Linked DNA regions of Mus musculus: region 1 is linked to region 2. Evidence: chromatin loops called from intact Hi-C (ENCODE). Cell type or tissue: left cerebral cortex. All regions are shown on one strand. Each heading gives the region's core, and the rest is flanking DNA. Links, peaks and the distances in the headings are about the cores only.

Region 1 (8,776 bases), core at 2,373-7,372, 86 kb before region 2:
AGAAACAAGCTGAATATAAGGTCTTCCCAGACTCAGCTCAGAGTCAAACAGCCTGTCTTCTAACCCCATTTCCTCCCATCACCAGCTGGGAGACTTGGAAGTCGTCTTTCCTTTCCCTGAGCGGATACCCATTTCATTAGGTTCATTAGGTGAGGGTGACATGAGGTGGGAGCAAACAGCTCTATCTCCATACACCCCGTTAAGGGGCTTTGTGGGCAGAACCAAGACTCACCCAGAAAGATGTGGTCGGTAGAAAATAGCTTTTACACGAATCTAGGCCTGGATGGAGAAAGAAGACATGTTAAAAAACAAACAAACAGACAAACAAAAAAACAAAACAAAAAACCCAAACAAACAAAAACAACTGGCAACAGGGAAGGAGCCTGGTGCTTGTATACACGGTGCCTGGGGTACTCAAGAGGACGTGGGAAAGTTCTCCCCGTACAAGCATCCAGCAAATACAGGGAGATCAATAAAACCAAATTACCACCGTTTTGCAGCCTCCAAAGAAACAATGAAAGTTAACAGTGACCGTTATATCAGTTACTAATTTACTGCCTTTAAACCCTAAGTCCACCGTTTCAGTGCTCTGGGGTCATTCATTGAAGGAATTCGAAACACTTCTCCTTCCCAACGCGCATGATTTGACGCTTCATCAGTAGAGGGCGCTAAAGAGACACTACAGGAACAAGGGGCTTTTCACTTGGTTTTACTCCTGGTGTCTGACCTCCAGCAGTGCACATGTAGGCTCATCAGCCAGGCCATGTGCCATCAAGATCGCTACAGTGTACAGTCCTTCTCCCGGATCCTCTGCCTGGACTCAGAGACCCCTTGCCTTCACCCTTGTAACGTACCAGTTTTACACAGACCTCCTGACCACTTTCCATCTACAGCTGGCTGACAAGGCAGCAGGACTTTGTTTCTTAAAGCCCTCCAAGTGTGAATGCTTCACACGAGTCCTTACACTTCCTATTTGTGTATGGTAGGTAAACAGCCATAGCCTCAGCTCGCCTGTACCTTTTGCATCCTTCCCTTCTTGCATGGCAAGTATGAACATGCACCTACCAGATAGCCTAGTGTCCCCAGCTACTGGCTATTGTGCCTCACTCAAGCTTTTGCCTTCAACAATGTCAAAAGTCCGGCCTTAGGGAGAGCCCCTATTTCAGGGTTGTTTTTCTTTGCTATTCTCCCTCAGATATAGGGTGCCCTTCAGAAGCAACTTTACACCTCCACAGCTATTATTTTAATAATTCTGTATATTAAACTTCCGTTATTTTAAATTACTATATAATTTTCTGTTTCCCAAAGTAGGCCCAATGACATGGGTGGGGGGTGCGTGGTAACGTCATGGAGAGACAGGAAAATCATGTGGCCTTGCTGGAGGTCTAAAACATAGCAGTTCAAGTGTTCTGGACAAAATATCAAGCCTGATTCTTGTCCAGCCTTGGATCTGACCAAACGTTTGAGAGGAAAGGAACGCGTTAAATGACACCATCAGATACAGCCACCAGATCAAGGCTCAAGAAAACCTCATGAGAAGAACAATCAGAATTCTCCAGTGTGACAGAGGAGAGAATCTGCCTGCCATCTGTCTGTCTGTCCATCCATCTATTCATCTATCTACCCATCATTCGTCTGTCTATGGCTTTTTATCCAATTAGAATTAAAGACTCCATTGCACACTGATTCTGGTAAAAAAAAAATGGAGGCAAATGAATTTAACTGTCTGGATATTTGATAATATTAATTATCTTTTTTAAAAAAAATAAGAGTTAATGAAGGAAATATTTGTTGATATTATAAAAATTCTTTTTATGTTTATGTGTGAATGGTACATGGGAATTTTCTTCAAAATAATAGTTGTATGAGATACAAGTGGATGGGAGTCTGTACTGTCCAGGACTCAATAATACTGAAGCTAAGTGATGAATACATGTGTTATTAAGACCATTTTTTTTTCCACTTGAGGTAGAGTCTTACTGTATAATCCAAGCTGGCTCCCTGTGTGGCCCAATCTACGTCAGTCTTCTGAGCACTAGAATTTTATAGGTACCACCATTTTTAGCGTCATTTTTTAAAAAAAGTCTGCAAACTGTTAGAGAAAAGGCAACATAACTGAAACATGAACATAGGGTAAAGAGAAGCAACGAGAAAAGTCTACATGCCCCAACACGCGTAAAATCACCCATTCAACAGCAGAATATCCGTGGGAGCATGGTTGTTACCACTGGTGCTACCACACCGGACAATCCAGCGGTATACATTTTCAAAATCTCTGTAAATCCAATTGTTCTCGTTCCAGTTATCTACCATGGAGAAATTGTCACATACGTCAGCTAAAACACGTGTTTATTCCAGCAATTTGTAGAGTAACCAAACCCTGGAAGCAAAGCAAACATAGCCAGTGGAGAAGGGCCGAACAAGACCTGGGGAGCCCACACTGGGTCCTCAGAAAGAGTTAAAAGGGGAGATTACGTGGGCCACTGTGGCAGAGATCCAGACTACCGCTCACAGAGCAGGGTGTCGCATTTAATCTGTGTGTTGATCTTTTCATGAAAGTATATTCATATCGCTTGTAAATACATAGCAGGCAGGGGAGGCCCCCAGCTCTATAGCCTGAGCAGCTGAGTTTTGCAAACCTTTAGTCACAGGGCATCTGACAAAAAGCAGGTCCCTGGGTGCAGTGAGGCATGAATGCAGCAAACTGGGCTCATCCTTAGAGGGCGGCTCAGCACCAGGGCCTGTCCTGCCTGACTCCGGCCTCTTTAGTATACACCTAAGACTACATTTTGAGAGGCAGAAAACTCGGCCTTTTCCCTCTTCCAAAAGGTTTCTTCAACTATGCCTTGTTATGTGATCTTAGAAACCAGCTTACTTGGGTGCTTATTTGAGTGTTCAAAAAGCTAAGACAGTTGGTGGCCCATAATGCCCAGAATAGTTGACATCTTCTTAAGCTCAGTACTGAGGACAGCGTATTAACTACTTATCCATTGCTGCCTCAGGTCACGGGACAAGTCAAGAGAAGAAATTTTACTTTGATTCATCGTTAAAGAGAGACTTGAATCCATCACTACAAGGGGAATGCACGGGCAGCTCTTCACCTGACCATTGTCCAGGAAGCAGAGTTCAGGACTAGAGCCACAAGAGGATATAAATTTCACGGGCCTGCCCCTGGTGGCCCATCTAGTCTAGCATCTCCTCAGGAGTCTACAGCCTTCAAAGCAGCCCCCACAAACTGGGGAATCAAGTGTTTAAAACATGAGAACTAAGAATGCCATTGAGATTCAGAGCAAAACAGACAAAAGACTAAGCCCAGGAAAACGATTAAGGCTTGAGAATTGTGTGTGAGAACAGCATCCAAGTCAGGAGGCCTGCAAAGCTGCTTTGTAGCCATACACAAGTGACTGGCAACTGCTGACAAGCCACCACAGACAGGATCAAGAGCATGAGTTACTCCAGGCTTTGGGCTTTGGGAGGCAGCATTTATGGGGGAGGGGGTGTGTGGTGAGGGTTAGGGGAAGGGTTCCCTGTTCTACATCAGTTGATCATGTCAACCACGGTCATGGTGCTGAAGGACCTGCTAAATCTGGCCTTGTTCCTGCCTTGGCAGGCTGCCAGGCATAGCCAGGATGATGGAGGGGTGTTTTTACAAGTGTCAAACCCCAGGAACATTGTCTTCATCCTGTCTGATAAAGCCCAGAGTCCGACAAGCATCAGGGAAAAACACAGGTTCTAGTTCCATTCCAACCCCTGCAGGCCTGCTCACTAAAAACTTCTGACAATGTCAACTTAATAGTTGTAATTTCTCAGCCTTTATGTTTGAGAAACCATTCAGGGATGTAGTTTTCACTTTGAGTAGTTTTTTTTTTTTTTATTCCCAGATTTCCTTTCCTCAAGCAGCGTGAGAAAGAAAAGCAAGGTACAAGCAGCTAGAAGCCAGACACCAAGAAAGAGGTGATGGCTGCTCCATCAAGGGAAACAGGGGGTTACTGTGGGCTCCTGGTGGTGGCCTGGAGGGCTAACACTGAAGTCAGGGACAAGGGCATTGTGATCTGTAAGTGACTCCTGCCTCCATGGGGAGGGAGGGACAGAGAATGTGGTGGTATTCCTCATGCACCCAATTATGGTGCTTATCTTCCACTGGTCAGGAACTCACGAATCAAATGCAAAATAGGGGCATGCACATCGTGAAGTTTCTTTGGAAAAAATTCAGGAAGTTGGTTCATTTGGGGACATTATTAACAAATAAGAGCAGGTAAATTTTACAGAATTTAAAACATTGAAGCAAATTAGATATTTTCCTGTGCAATAAGTTTAAAGGAAAAAAAAAGACTTAAAAAAATCAGCTATGTTCCTAGCACTTAAATTCAACTTTGTGGTTTAGTTTTGGATTTTGAGATAGGGTTTCACTATTGTGGTGGTTTGAATAAAAATGGCCCCCATAGACGCACAGAGTTGAATGTTTGGTCCTCAGGGAGTGGGAGTACTAGGAGGTGTGGCCTTGTTGGAGTGGGTGTGGCTTTTTAGAGGACCTGTGTCAATGGGGATGCACTTTGAGGTTTCAGATACTCAAGGCAAGCCCATTGTCTCTCTCTTCCTGCTGCCGGCCAATCAAGATGTAGAACTCTGGGCTCCTTCTCCAGCACCATGTCTGCCTGCATGCCACCATCCACCCCACTGTGATGACAACAGACTAAACCTCTAAACATAAGCCAACTCCAAGTGAGTGCTTTCCATTATGAGAGTTGCCATGGTCATGGTGTCTTTTCACAGCAACAGAACTTTGACTAAGACAACATATAACCTATGCTGGCCTTGAACTCACAATAATTGTCCTCCCTCAGCCTCCCCAGTGCTGGGGTTACAAGGCTTGGTCACTCACTATATCTGGCTGCAGCTTAAACAGTCAACACTCTGCTTTACTTAATTGATATGAGAACATGATGTTTTCTTTAATAAGTAATAGATTCCTTTTTAATGCTTTTATTTTACTTTATTTTGCTTATATTCAGATACATAAATTATAAAGTAGAGCAAATGAAATACACTAAACATTACAAAAAAAAAACCTAAAGCAAGTAAGCAACAACCGAATAATTGATCGCCCCCTCTGACGTCATCACCTCTGTTTTCAGAGAAACCTGAAGCAAGTGAGGACCCTTTTGAAAAAGATCCAAAAGGTACCACATAAAAATATATAATGCCTTTTTGAAGTTTGAATCAGTTTGTGGGATTCAGGACTTGGCAACATGCCGTGTGGAACAGGAGGTCTGGACTTGAGGGGACATAACCGAAGCCAGCACGCAAGCCGCGGAACCACAAGAGGAGGGGCATGACCCGGCTCAGTAAGAAAGCAAATGGTCTGCCTGCCTTCAAGGAATCCTCTGCCAGCTGGAGCTCAGTTGTGAGCACCCGATCTCATTAGCAATTCCTCGGGCCCAGACACAAGGCTCGCTTGCTACAGTGCACTTTTACAATTCTGTACCAGACTGACTGACTAGTCCATGTTTTTTTTTAAACTGAGTTGAGAGAGGACTCGGCCGCTGCCTTTGAGCAACGAGGCCACGTTTTCCATTTGCCTCAAAGCAACTAAACATTTTTGCTGCATTACCAAGGCCACTTTCATTTATCACTTTGTTTTAAAGAACTGCACCATCCAAAAATAACACAAAATTACTCATTCTGTTGGAGGGTATTGCAGCCTTACATAAGTCATTGTAATCTTCCACTGATTTGGCCAGGCTGAGCCCAGAACCAGCCTTCTACATTCTAGCCGGCACCAATGGAAGCTGCTTGATTTTCAAAGCAAACTATAAGTTCTGTTTCTGTTTTGAAACAGGGCCTCATGTGACCCAGGTTACCCTTAAACTCAATAAGTAGCCAAAGATCACCTACTTCTGATCCTTCTGTCTCTACCTCCCCAGTGGGTTACCGCCTTTGCCTGCACACTCGGTGTTTTGGGTTTCGTATTTGTCTTTTGTTTTGTGTCTTAACCACTAGGGCCTAAAAGAATGTTTGACCAGCCAGAGAGAAGCTGTACAACTGCGTTCTACATCCCTCCCTTGTCTCGTTGTCTATAATAGTATAGAGATAGCTTTGTCCTAAGCCATCTTCCTCCCAGTTTTCCTGATGCCATCTTAAGAAATTATGACTCTGCTTTTCCAAATGTTGAGCTTAATATTGAATCACATTTTTTAAGTATCTAAAGAACTTGGGGGTAGGGGGTGCTGGGGAAATGGCTCAGGGAGTAAGAGCACTGACTGCTCTTCCAAAGGTCCTGAGTTCAAATCCCAGCAACCACGTGGTGGCTCACAACCACCAGTAATGAGATCTGACATCCTCTTCTGGTGTGTCTGAAGACAGCTACAGTGTACTTGTACTTATTTATAATAAATAAATTTTTGGACCAAAGTGAGCAGAGGTCCTAAATTCAATACCCATCAGCCACATGAAGGCTCATAACCATCTGTACAGCTACAGTGTACTCATATCCATAAAGTAAAAAAATAAATCTTTAAGAAAATATTTTTTTAAAAAAAGAACATTGGGACTAAGTTCTTTATAAGAGGAGACACTTTAAAAGTAATTTTTTTTTTTTTTGAGAAATACAAACCAAGCCGGTATCCCGAAGTTTTGCTGAGATTGTCTGTGACTTGACATCTCCCTCCTGCCTTGGCCTTCCATTGCCTTGGTGCGCACAAGACAGCCTCATGGCGGTCTGTCTTGAGAATCACCATAATGGAATATACATGAGGACCAGGCAGAGAAATGCACAGTCTTATTAAATTTCAGCATTCCCACTTCCTTTTGTGTTTCTCATTATCCCTCTAGTCTCTTTGTGGAGAGGAAGAAGTCTCCATGTCTTAAATGTACCCTCTCCCCCGAGGTCAGCAGGACCTAGCCGGGGGTCAGTCATTACTGAAGCCTGCAGTGTTCTCCACTTTTGTTGACTTTCTATTTAAGAGGAGACCTTTGGGAGAATCTTGCAATGAAATTCTGCTAAGAGGAAAAGTCTAGCAGTTAGTGGCATTATTAAATGCCCCCAATTAAACCACAGAATCTGCCATCCACAACCCTTGTCCCCTGGGAGCTCAGAGAGCTCTGAGGTTTTACTGTTTTAATCCTCACATTCCATGCGAGAAGGACGGGATCCGGGATCAGACCGCTTTAAATCAGCGCTTCTCAGATAGTTTTTATTCACAACCCCTTTCTACCTGGGAAATTTTTAAGTGACCCTGCATACACAGGTATCTAAAGTAGGCATGAAAATCAAACATACAACAATGATAAGCAGTAACTTTATTTTAAAACAATTCTTGAATATATATATATATATATAACTTTACCATTTATTAAAAATTAAGGCAAATTTACATACTAATGAGATGAATGCACTTGTTTATTTATATGCAAAAAATGAAATCTTAGCTGAACATTTGTTTGATACTACAAGACACAGAGCATCTCTAACATTTCTCTGAATTGATTAATATTTTGATTTCATAATCATCAACACAAAGAATGTCACATCACATAGATATATAGCACAAAACTAGAGAAGTATGTTTTAGGCTGTTTCCACTTCACAAATTGTTAGAAATTCTGTTCTAATCCCAAGCCAAAATTCATTTAACACTCTCATAGATTAAATTCAAGTCAGTGATCCAGGCAACACTTTTGTCTTTCTTTGTTGCTTGGTTTTGTTTTATTTGCTTGTTGTGGATACTGAATAAAATTCATTATTTACTTATTATTTTCTAATTTCACATATTTACATAGTATATGTAGATCATATACACTCCCCACAAGCCCCTCCAATCCCTCACCCAACTCCTTCACAACTCCTATCAACTTCCCTCCAACTCGTCCCAGACCCCACTTCCACAACTCCCCCACAACCTTTATGAATTTTCATTTTTATTTCTTGCTAAGAACCCACTGAGTCCAATTAGTGTTTTCCATATGTACATGGGTATAGGGCCACCCATGGGAACACAAGAAATATACCATAAGTCAATTTTTTTCAAGGACAGAGACAAACCACAGTTTTAAAAATCAAGCATTCTTTAAAAGAAAAAAAAAAAAAAAAGCCGGGCGTGGTAGTGCACGCCTTTAATCCCAGCACTCGGGAGGCAGAGGCAGGTGGATTTTTGAGTTCGAGGCCAGCCTGGTCTACAAAGTGAGTTCCAGGACAGCCAGGGCTATACAGAGAAACCCTGTCTCAAAACACACACACACACAGCAAAAACAAAAACAAAAACAAAACAAAAAAAACCCAAAAAACAAAAATCAAGCATTCTAATAGAATACAGTCCAAAGATATACTAACTTGATATTTAAATGCTGAAAAATAGTAGAAAACATTAAAAGTCTTTGTTTCTATAAGAGAAGACAACTTTTTATCTGTAGTAAAAAGACCATAATTTATAGCACAGGGTAGCCTAGAATTCAGGTTGAGCTATTTATTCCAGGTTGGCCCTGCTGGTGTGGCAGCATGTACAATGTGAATATTGTGTGTTTCCAAGCAACCGAAGCTGCCGTGAAGTCGCACAAGCAACGTGGGCGGGGAATGCACAGACACCTTTGCTTGATTACGTGTTGGATTTTTTTACTTCTTTTTGGTCATGGACATTCAGAAAAATGTTGGTAGTGTTTTATGACATTACCAATATTCAATTGTGCAGCCCCGTAGGGATCACACACCACAGCTTAAAGAGCTGGGTCTAAATGACGCTCCTGTATGGTTGCAGCGGTGTTGGTAATCCCCAGTTTCCCA
Region 2 (8,776 bases), core at 1,232-6,231:
TGTTACATTCCCAATGTATTCAGGCATCAGTAGTGACAAAAACAAGAGTGTCATGCATAAATAAATTTTAAAAAACCTGTAGCAATCCCAGCATCCTTAGATATTTGGTCAACACACACACACAAATATCTTTGGGCTTCGTTGTGTTGTTGTTTGTTTTGTTTTGATTTGTTTGGGTTTTTGTTTTGGGTTTTTTTGGGGGGGAGGGGGTAACTTTTCATTTGTGTGTTTGTTTTTAACCTTGTCTTAATACCCCCAGAAGAAAGACTGCTTAGAACGAGAACAGAACAGAAGCACAGCTTTACAGGGGCCTGTCCCTGAAGACTGCAGAGTGCTTAAAGCAGGCCTCATTATAGGGTCGTTTTACATTTCAAACTGCCATTTAAAAATACATAAATAAATCTAACAGCCCATCTTCACAAACTTGTGGGTGAGACTCAAAAAACAAAATAGATGAACTGAAAACCAAAGCAAAGCAAACGAAAGTCCCACCAAACCCGCTTAACTGTTTTAGTTGCCAACTAAAAAATGCCAATTACAAATATAAACACAGGCAGACAAACAAACTCCTCTCAGATCTCCGGCTGCACGCCAGCCTCAGTTATCATCCCTCTCGCACCCCCAGGAAAGAGCCAGTCCACTTTTCTGACTCTTTTTGTTGTTTGGTTATTGACCTCAATAAAAGTTCAGCATTAACGAATTCTTTTACCATGAAGTTACCTATTTTGCCAGGTATGATAGTATGTGCCTATAAACTCGGCATTCAGATGATGCAGCTGAAAGCAGGGGTTAAACAGGGTCTGAGTAAATTTAAGGCCACTGTGGACCATGTGAAACCTTGACTTTAAAAAGCAAAGATAGCCTAATTTTCCTTTTAATTCAAAATTTTGTGTCCTGACTAGTTTATCTTCTGCTGTAATTTAATTCATCAAATATATCTATTGTAGTATAGGTCTCAAAATTTAGTTTAGTTTTATGTGTGTGTGTGTGTATATACATATATATGTATTATGTATATATATATATATATATATACACACACATTATACATATTTATTGTATATACACACACATATAGAGAGATGAGTATATAGTAAGTACCGGGCTATCCAAGGACACATAATAATACCCTGTCTTAAAGAAATAATTTAAATTTATTTTAATTAATCTCAGTTCTAAAACTATGACTTCCACACATCCCACTGCTCAGAGCACATCCTTCTCCAGAACACATTCCCAGCCTCTGTTCCCTGGGCATCATACCCTCAGTCACAGATAGGCCTGCGTCTTCACAAGCACCATGAACAGAGGCAGACAATAAACTCTCTTTGGTATCACTGCCAGACAGCTTCTAGGCATTGCATGGTTTGTACTCTTTAGAAAAAAATATGTATTTAAGATGTATAACATAACAGTTCCATGTAATAAGTATGATGACGTGATTGCTGTAGTCAAATATATTAATAAAATATTAGCATATCCATCACCTTACCTACTTTTTTCTTTTTTGTAAAAGTAGCTAAAATTCTGGACTGGTGAGATAGCTTGGGAGAGGGAGGAGCGGTGCCTGTGCCTGTGCCTATGCCTGTGCCTGTGCCTGTGCCTGTGCCTGTCTGTGTCTGTGCCTGTGCCTGTGCCTCTGACTGTGACTGTGACTGTGCCTGTCTGTGTCTGTGTCTGTGTCTGTGTCTGTGTCTGTGTGTGTCTGTGCCTGTGCCTGTGCCTGTGCCTGTGCCTGTGTCTGTGCCTGTCTGTGTCTGTGTCTGTGTCTGTGTCTGTGCCTGTGCCTGTGCCTGTGCCTGTGCCTGTGCCTGTGCCTGTGCCTGTGCCTGTGTCTGTGCCTGTCTGTGCCTGTGCCTGTGCCTGTGCCTGTGCCTGTGCCTGTGCCTGTGCCTGTGCCTGTGCCTGTGCCTGTGTCTGTGCCTGTCTGTGCCTGTGTCTGTCTGTGTCTGTGCCTGTGCCTGTGTCTGTGCCTGTCTGTGTCTGTGTCTGTGCCTGTGCCTGTGTCTGTGTCTGTGCCTGTGCCTGTGCCTGTGCCTGTGCCTGTGCCTGTGCCTGTGCCTGTGCCTGTGCCTGTGCCTGTGCCTGTGCCTGTGCCTGTGCCTGTCTGTGTCTGTGCCTGTGTCTGTGTCTGTGCCTGTGCCTGTGCCTGTGTTTGTCTGTGTCTGTGTCTGTGTCTGTGCCTGAGCCCTGTGCCTGTGCCTGTGCCTGTGCCTGTGCCTGTGCCTGTGCCTGTGCCTGTGCCTGTGCCTGTGCCTGTGCCTGTGCCTATCTGTGCCTGTGTCTGTCTGTGTCTGTGTCTGTGCCTGAGCCCTGTGCCTGTGCCTGTGCCTGTGTCTGTGCCTGTCTGTGCCTGTGTCTGTCTGTGTCTGTGCCTGTGCCTGTGTCTGTGCCTGTCTGTGTCTGTGTCTGTGCCTGTGCCTGTGCCTGTGTCTGTCTGTGTCTGTGCCTGTGCCTGTGCCTGTGCCTGTGCCTGTGCCTGTGCCTGTGCCTGTGCCTGTGCCTGTGCCTGTCTGTGTCTGTGCCTGTGTCTGTGTCTGTGCCTGTGCCTGTGCCTGTGTTTGTCTGTGTCTGTGTCTGTGTCTGTGCCTGAGCCCTGTGCCTGTGCCTGTGCCTGTGCCTGTGCCTGTGCCTGTGCCTGTGCCTGTGCCTGTGCCTGTGCCTGTGCCTGTGCCTATCTGTGCCTGTGTCTGTCTGTGTCTGTGTCTGTGCCTGAGCCCTGTGCCTGTGCCTGTGCCTGTGTCTGTGCCTGTCTGTGCCTGTGTCTGTCTGTGTCTGTGCCTGTGCCTGTGTCTGTGCCTGTCTGTGTCTGTGTCTGTGCCTGTGCCTGTGCCTGTGTCTGTCTGTGTCTGTGCCTGTGCCTGTGCCTGTGCCTGTGCCTGTGCCTGTGCCTGTGCCTGTGCCTGTGCCTGTGCCTGTGCCTGTGCCTGTCTGTGCCTGTGCCTGTTCCTGTGCCTGTGCCTGTGCCTGTCTGTGCCTGTGCCTGTGCCTGTGCCTGTGCCTGTGCCTGTGCCTGTGCCTGTGCCTGTGCCTGTGCCTGAGCCTGAGCCTGTGCCTGTCTGTGCCTGTGCCTGTGCCTGTGCCTGTGCCTGTGCCTGTGCCTGTGCCTGTGCCTGTGCCTGTGCCTGTGCCTGTGCCTGTGCCTGTGCCTGTGCCTGTCTGTGCCTGTGCCTGTTCCTGTGCCTGTGCCTGTGCCTGTGCCTGTGCCTGTGCCTGTGCCTGTGCCTGTGCCTGTGCCTGTGCCTGTGCCTGTGCCTAATCCTGAGCCTGAGCCTGAGCCTGTGAATAGATCTACAACTGAATAACCTGCAGCTAAGCCTGACAACCTAAGTTTGATCCTCAAGAATCCACATGGTGGAAGAAGAGACTAATTCCCAAAAAGTTATCTTTTGACCTATATAAACACACACAATTAATTATTTAATTAATGTAAAACTTGTTTTAAAAGGTACCTAAAATGTACCTTTTTTAGCAAATCTCAAGTGTGCAGCATTCCTCCAGTCCTCGTAGTGAGCATTAGTTCTTCATTCTCCTTCATCTTGCAGAACCACAACTGTGTTATCCTTCTTGATTCTTTTATCCTGATACGCTGACTATCCATTTTCCTGAGGTGCCTGATTTTATTTCAGATGCTACATATATGTTCCCAGTCAATGTTTTTCCTTCCTATGTCTGGCTGGCTTGACTTTGCTCCCTGGGCTCATCTGTGTTCTCAGAAATCACAGATCTTCTTACTGAGGCTGGACAATATTCTACTGTGTGTATACGTGCTATGTTTCTCCATCTCCTCTGCTGATAGACACTTAGGTTGTTTCCGTCTCATGGACATTGTGAATGATGCTTCAGTAAACGTGGGCGTACAGCTATCTTCCCGAGGTGGTGATTTCATTTCCTTTGGGTGTATGCCCAGAAGAGCGATTGCTGGGCATACAGTGGCTCTATTTTTAATTTGTTTAGGAACCTTTACACCATTTTCCACTGTGGCTGAATCAATCTGTGTTCCTACCAACTGCTCCATTTTCTGCGCATCTCTCCCAAAATTATCTCTTCCCTTTTTCTAAATCCTAGACACGGATTTACTACATGGTGGTGTCTCTATTAACTATCAACAATGTATGAGTCACATCTTTCAATGTTTTTTCATGAATGCAAGGCTGGAATCTAAACCTGTTGGGGAGAACTTAGGAATCTTTTCATTTTTTTTTTAAATTATTCTTAAATGTCCTGAATGGAGCTGATTCTTTTATAAATCATTCTTTGTGGTCCTGACTGAGTGTTAAAACTTGTTATGTTGAGAAAGTTTACTAAAAAGAGACTCCAAGCCACAGAGAGAAAAAAATATTTCTATAACTTACCACAATCTGCCATTCCAATGACTGGAAAATGTAGAAAACCTTCTCTGACTTTGAAAAATAAATGTTTTCTTTTGTAAAAGTACCATCCATACAGTTACTCGTTCCATAAACAAATATCTTCATCCTTACCACCTGTGTTAACAATCCTAGCAAACCAAAGAGACATTCAGAGGCTCCTAAATAGAATCCTGAACATCAAAATGGAGTAATCTGTGTGGAATGATTAAATAATAATAATGCCAAGAACACAAATCTCTCTCTCTCTCTCTCTCTCTCTCTCTCTCTCTCTCTCTCTCTCTCAATTCAGTAATTTTTTATTATCAGTCACATGCTTCATAGGAAAAATGTAGGGAAAGGGTCAAGTCTTTAAAAAAAAAAAAACCTATCCAAACAAACCAAAAGCAAGTTTGTACACATCCTTCTATTTAGTAGCATGAGCAGGGCTCTTCCCCGCAGGAGCCTCAGCAGCTACGCTTGTCTGAAGTATCTCTTTGCAGCTGCAACCCTAGGCAGCAAAACCTCAGGGGTTTTGCAGGGGGAGCTTTTGCACAGGCTTCTACAAGGACACTGGGACATGTGCAACAGCCAGGTGCTTCAGGAGTCATTGGCACCTACTTAGAACAGAAGCAGCACCCAAAGTCAGAAAACAGATGCATCCAGATGTGCTAGATCTTGGAGACAAGGTGGAAAGGACTCACGGGTTTTAGGTGCTTAAAATCTAAAATGTTTATGGCTAAAACTATGGGGAAAATACAGCCAGAAGTATCATGCTAACTGTCCAACACTCTCTGCAGCAAGAACCACCTGATTTCAACAAACGTTCACTGATCTCTGGCTAGCAATAAGATGTCTTGAGTAGACTAACAGAGCCGTGTTTGTGCCCTCTATCCAAGTTGCTCACAGCCCAGTGGGGGTGATTCACTCTGTGCCCCCATTCCAGTCAACAGATTGGAGTCACAAGATGAATGTCAAAATTCAGAGAACAAAAATTGGAAAAATCTTCCGATGGCTGTCTGAGACAAACTTTGAAAACAATGACAGAGCTAGTCAGGAAAGGAAGAACTAGGGAGGAAGGAACCTGAAACAGTGGACTTCCCGACATTAATACCACTTAGTCTACTATTGAAATAGTTTGGGTTTGCTTGTGAGCATGCTTGGTTTTGTCTGTACAGGGTTGTATCTTTAGGTCAGAAAATGGTGCTGGGAGGAAAACCCACTAAAGGGAGGGAACCTGAACCAGACACCTTAAAAAAAAATGGCTCAATTGCTGACCACCTCCCAGGTGAGTTAGAAGTGATGGATTACAGACAAGGCACTCCTAGTAGCCACCAACAGGGAGCCCAGATTTGTAAGCTACCTATAGATAGAGCTATTGGCCTTTCCCTTGATCACCCAGTGTTCTTTGCAAAGGTTCTATAATATATTGGTAGAAAATAGGAAAGCTGTGGAAAAAATACATTTTTAAAAATGTATTTATTTGAAAATTTGTTGAGTTGCTTTATTTGTCATATATTTTTTAAGTACTATTTTTTTATTGTTGTTGTTGTTTTAGGTTTTTGGTATTGTTTGTTTTGTGTTTTGTTTTAGGAGAACTTGAGTCTTTGGTTTTTGTCTGGATTCCTCACTCGCTTATCCCAGCTCTAAGTTGGAAGCACTCAACTTCGTAGAAAGGACCGACCCATTACCACGAGGGACAGGCCCTGTCAACCGAAGGGAGAATAAGATGCCAGGTCACTCATGAAAGGACAGAGGAAGAGTACTCTCAGAAAAGCTTCAGAATAGACCATTTAAATGGCCCCAGTGTCTGAGAAAGAGCTATCTCAGTACACATTAAGTTGTTGTATAGTGCCCAAGAACAGAGTGGGGAGCAGTGCTTGACCTGGAATTCAAAGGAGCTCTGGAGGCACCTGCAACAGCACACGAGAACAAGACTGTAGGTGTCCGAGACAGGATGGAACTCAGCTTCACTGGTAAACATCCGGATATGTCGGACAGTAGAGTCAACCTAGTTCTCTATCTCCAGCCTCATATTCTCTGCCTGCCTGAAATAAGAGCAAATATTGGTTGAACATTTACTATGAATGTTTCCCAGCTTTTCCACAGGAAGTGATAGATGAGTGAATTTTAATCTATTTTTTTAATAACGGAACATTTCCATAAAATAAGGTCTCTGATGGCTCCCCTGTACACACACAGAGGGAAGGGGCATGCATATTTAGAAGTTGAAAGGTGAACCATTTCCTCACACAATATCAGACTGTGGCTGCCATTGTATTGCTGAACTATAATCTATCACACATTTGAGAAGCAAACTATTCTCACTAGGTGAGTGTTTTTTGTTTAGAGTTTTATTTTTGTCAATGTGAGGTGACATATTTAGACCCAATTTGGTCTCAAACTCATGGCAATCCTCCTGTCTCAGATTTCCAAGTGATGAGATTGCAGGCATGGGCCCAGCCTTAATTTTTAAAATAACAAAATTAATCCAATCAAATGTATATTTGTGGATCCCTAACTTTCTTCTATGGCCTCCTTGGTTTCTAGTTAAAAAGTTGCTAGGTAAGCGTTGCTTTGAATCTACTTCTGAGTCTGTACCAGATGGTTTAAAAAAATAAAACAAACACACACACACACACACACACAAACTGTGAAAAACACAGAGCAATGGCCGTTCTCCCACATCAAGTAAGATGGCTTCTTTTTCCTTTCCTAGCAGAGCCCTGGTTTCTGATCACATCAAGATCTAGCACTGTGAGGAATCTTAGTTTAGTTCCTTTTTTCACATGTTTTTGGGGCCAAAATAATACAACAACTTTGATGACGTCATGAAACTTATAAGTTCTAGCTTAACCACTTAATGTAAATCTGGGTTTTACCAGAAGCATCATGAAAGGAAGGCGAGAGGGCAGGAGGGGAAGAGGGAGGGAAGAAGGAGGAGAGAAAGGACAAGTTAGAACAAAAAAATAATGCACTTTGTATGAAGGACTAAAGACCCATAAAACCCAAGAATGTTTTCAGTGCTAGGGATTGAACCCAGAACCTTGTAAATATTAAGCAAGTGAAGTACCACTGAGCTACACTCCCAGCAGTCATTTAAAAAAAAATGTGCAGTATTTTTTTTTTTATATATATTCTCTGGGAGTTTCAGGCATTATATACGTATCCACTCCCATTTCCCCCAAAACCATTTAATATGCTCATCTCCCAACTAATTCCCTCTTCTTTTTTCTTTCTTTAAACAGCACACTGAGTTCAATATAGTGCTGCCTGTATGTGAAAGGATGGAGGCTATCCACTGGAGCTTGGGCAGCCTTTCTATAGCCATGCCCTCAGCCAAAGAAAAAGATGACAATGAGGAAGTAGAAGAAAAGGAGGAAGAGGAGGAAAAGGAAAAGGAGAGGAAGATGATGAGGAAGAACACGATGACAAAGAGGAGGATAAAGAAATATCACCCCTCTTCTCCCAGTAGCTATCATCTGACAGTAACTCCTCAGTGTGGAATGGGGTCTGAAGAGCTCCTCCCCATCTGGAATTGTGGCTGGCTTGATCTGTGCAGGTCTTATTCAGGCAAGCACAGCTGTTGTGAGTTCACGAGAGCAATGACCATGTCAAACACAGAAGACACTATTTCACAGTGCTCCTCCCCATTCTCCAACTCGTGTGCATGTGTGTGTGTGTGTGTGTGTGTGTGTGTGTGTGTGTGTGTGTGTGTCTGTGTCTGTGTCTGTGTCTGTGTGTATGTGTGTGTTTTGAGCATGTGACAGCACACGCAAGTGGAGGTAAGAAGAAAAACTGCACCATCAAGCAGGTCCTGGGGATTGAACTCTGGTCATCAGGGTTGGCAGTAGGTATCTTTGGTGTTGAGCTATCTCACCACCTCTAACATATATTTTAGCTGGCTTATAGAGTAGTGAGATATAGCTTTTTCAAACATCCTTCATGATGGCTGACCTTGGTTTCAAGTTGACTTCATCCAGAATCAACTAAAACCCAAGCTGCGGGGGAACTCCTATAAGGGATTTTCTTAATCAAACTATTCAAAGAAGGAAGGCCCTGCCTAAGTGGGATCCTCACTTTCTGGTGGCAACCTAGTTAAAAGGACATGAGGAACAGAGCTGCCTTTGACCGCTTGCCTTTCCTTTCTCTGGCAAGTTTTTCGATCCTGTGGCTGATCCTTCCTTTACTGATACTTGAACTGTCTTCAGGCTTGTAGTGTCAACTGAAGACCAGCAGCTCTCCAGGAATCCTCCTATTCTTCTCTGCACCAGATTGTAACTGGGGAGGCATCCAGCCCCATGGACTGGCCTTGAACCTGTCATTTCTGTTCCTTCAGAGAACCCAACTAACACATTCTTAGTTTTGGTCACCTCACAGCATTCCCTCTTCTTCCTCATCCTTCATGTCCCCATCTCTACTAAACT

The links. Hi-C counts contacts between places; a loop is a spot of excess contacts. Peaks named below come from ENCODE experiments on the same cell type or tissue, not always from the same donor. Only the 100,000 strongest peaks of a DNase experiment are listed, where the experiment ranks them.
Region 1: a loop joins it to region 2, with 2.9 times the contacts of the local background. A loop is called at or near these places in 2 of 42 quality-filtered maps.

Annotation. Positions count from the first base shown.
Region 1 is chr3:58,163,275-58,172,050 of GRCm38, forward strand. Gm40056 (a long non-coding RNA gene) reads left to right here. Exons shown (of 6, transcript XR_003954487.1): 5 at 1-982; 6 at 3,003-3,788. It overlaps 1700007F19Rik (RIKEN cDNA 1700007F19 gene), which reads right to left and starts at 533. Exons shown (of 6, transcript NR_040538.1): 1 at 488-533; 2 at 233-279. In left cerebral cortex, for the core only: no CTCF peak of the experiment used is centred there; DNase peaks (open chromatin) are centred at 5,477 and 5,659; H3K4me3 peaks cover 197 bases.
Region 2 is chr3:58,250,259-58,259,034 of GRCm38, forward strand. No RefSeq gene overlaps it. Among named protein-coding and RNA genes, the nearest start is that of Gm26166, 36 kb to the right of the region's middle. In left cerebral cortex, for the core only: no CTCF peak of the experiment used is centred there; a DNase peak (open chromatin) is centred at 3,900.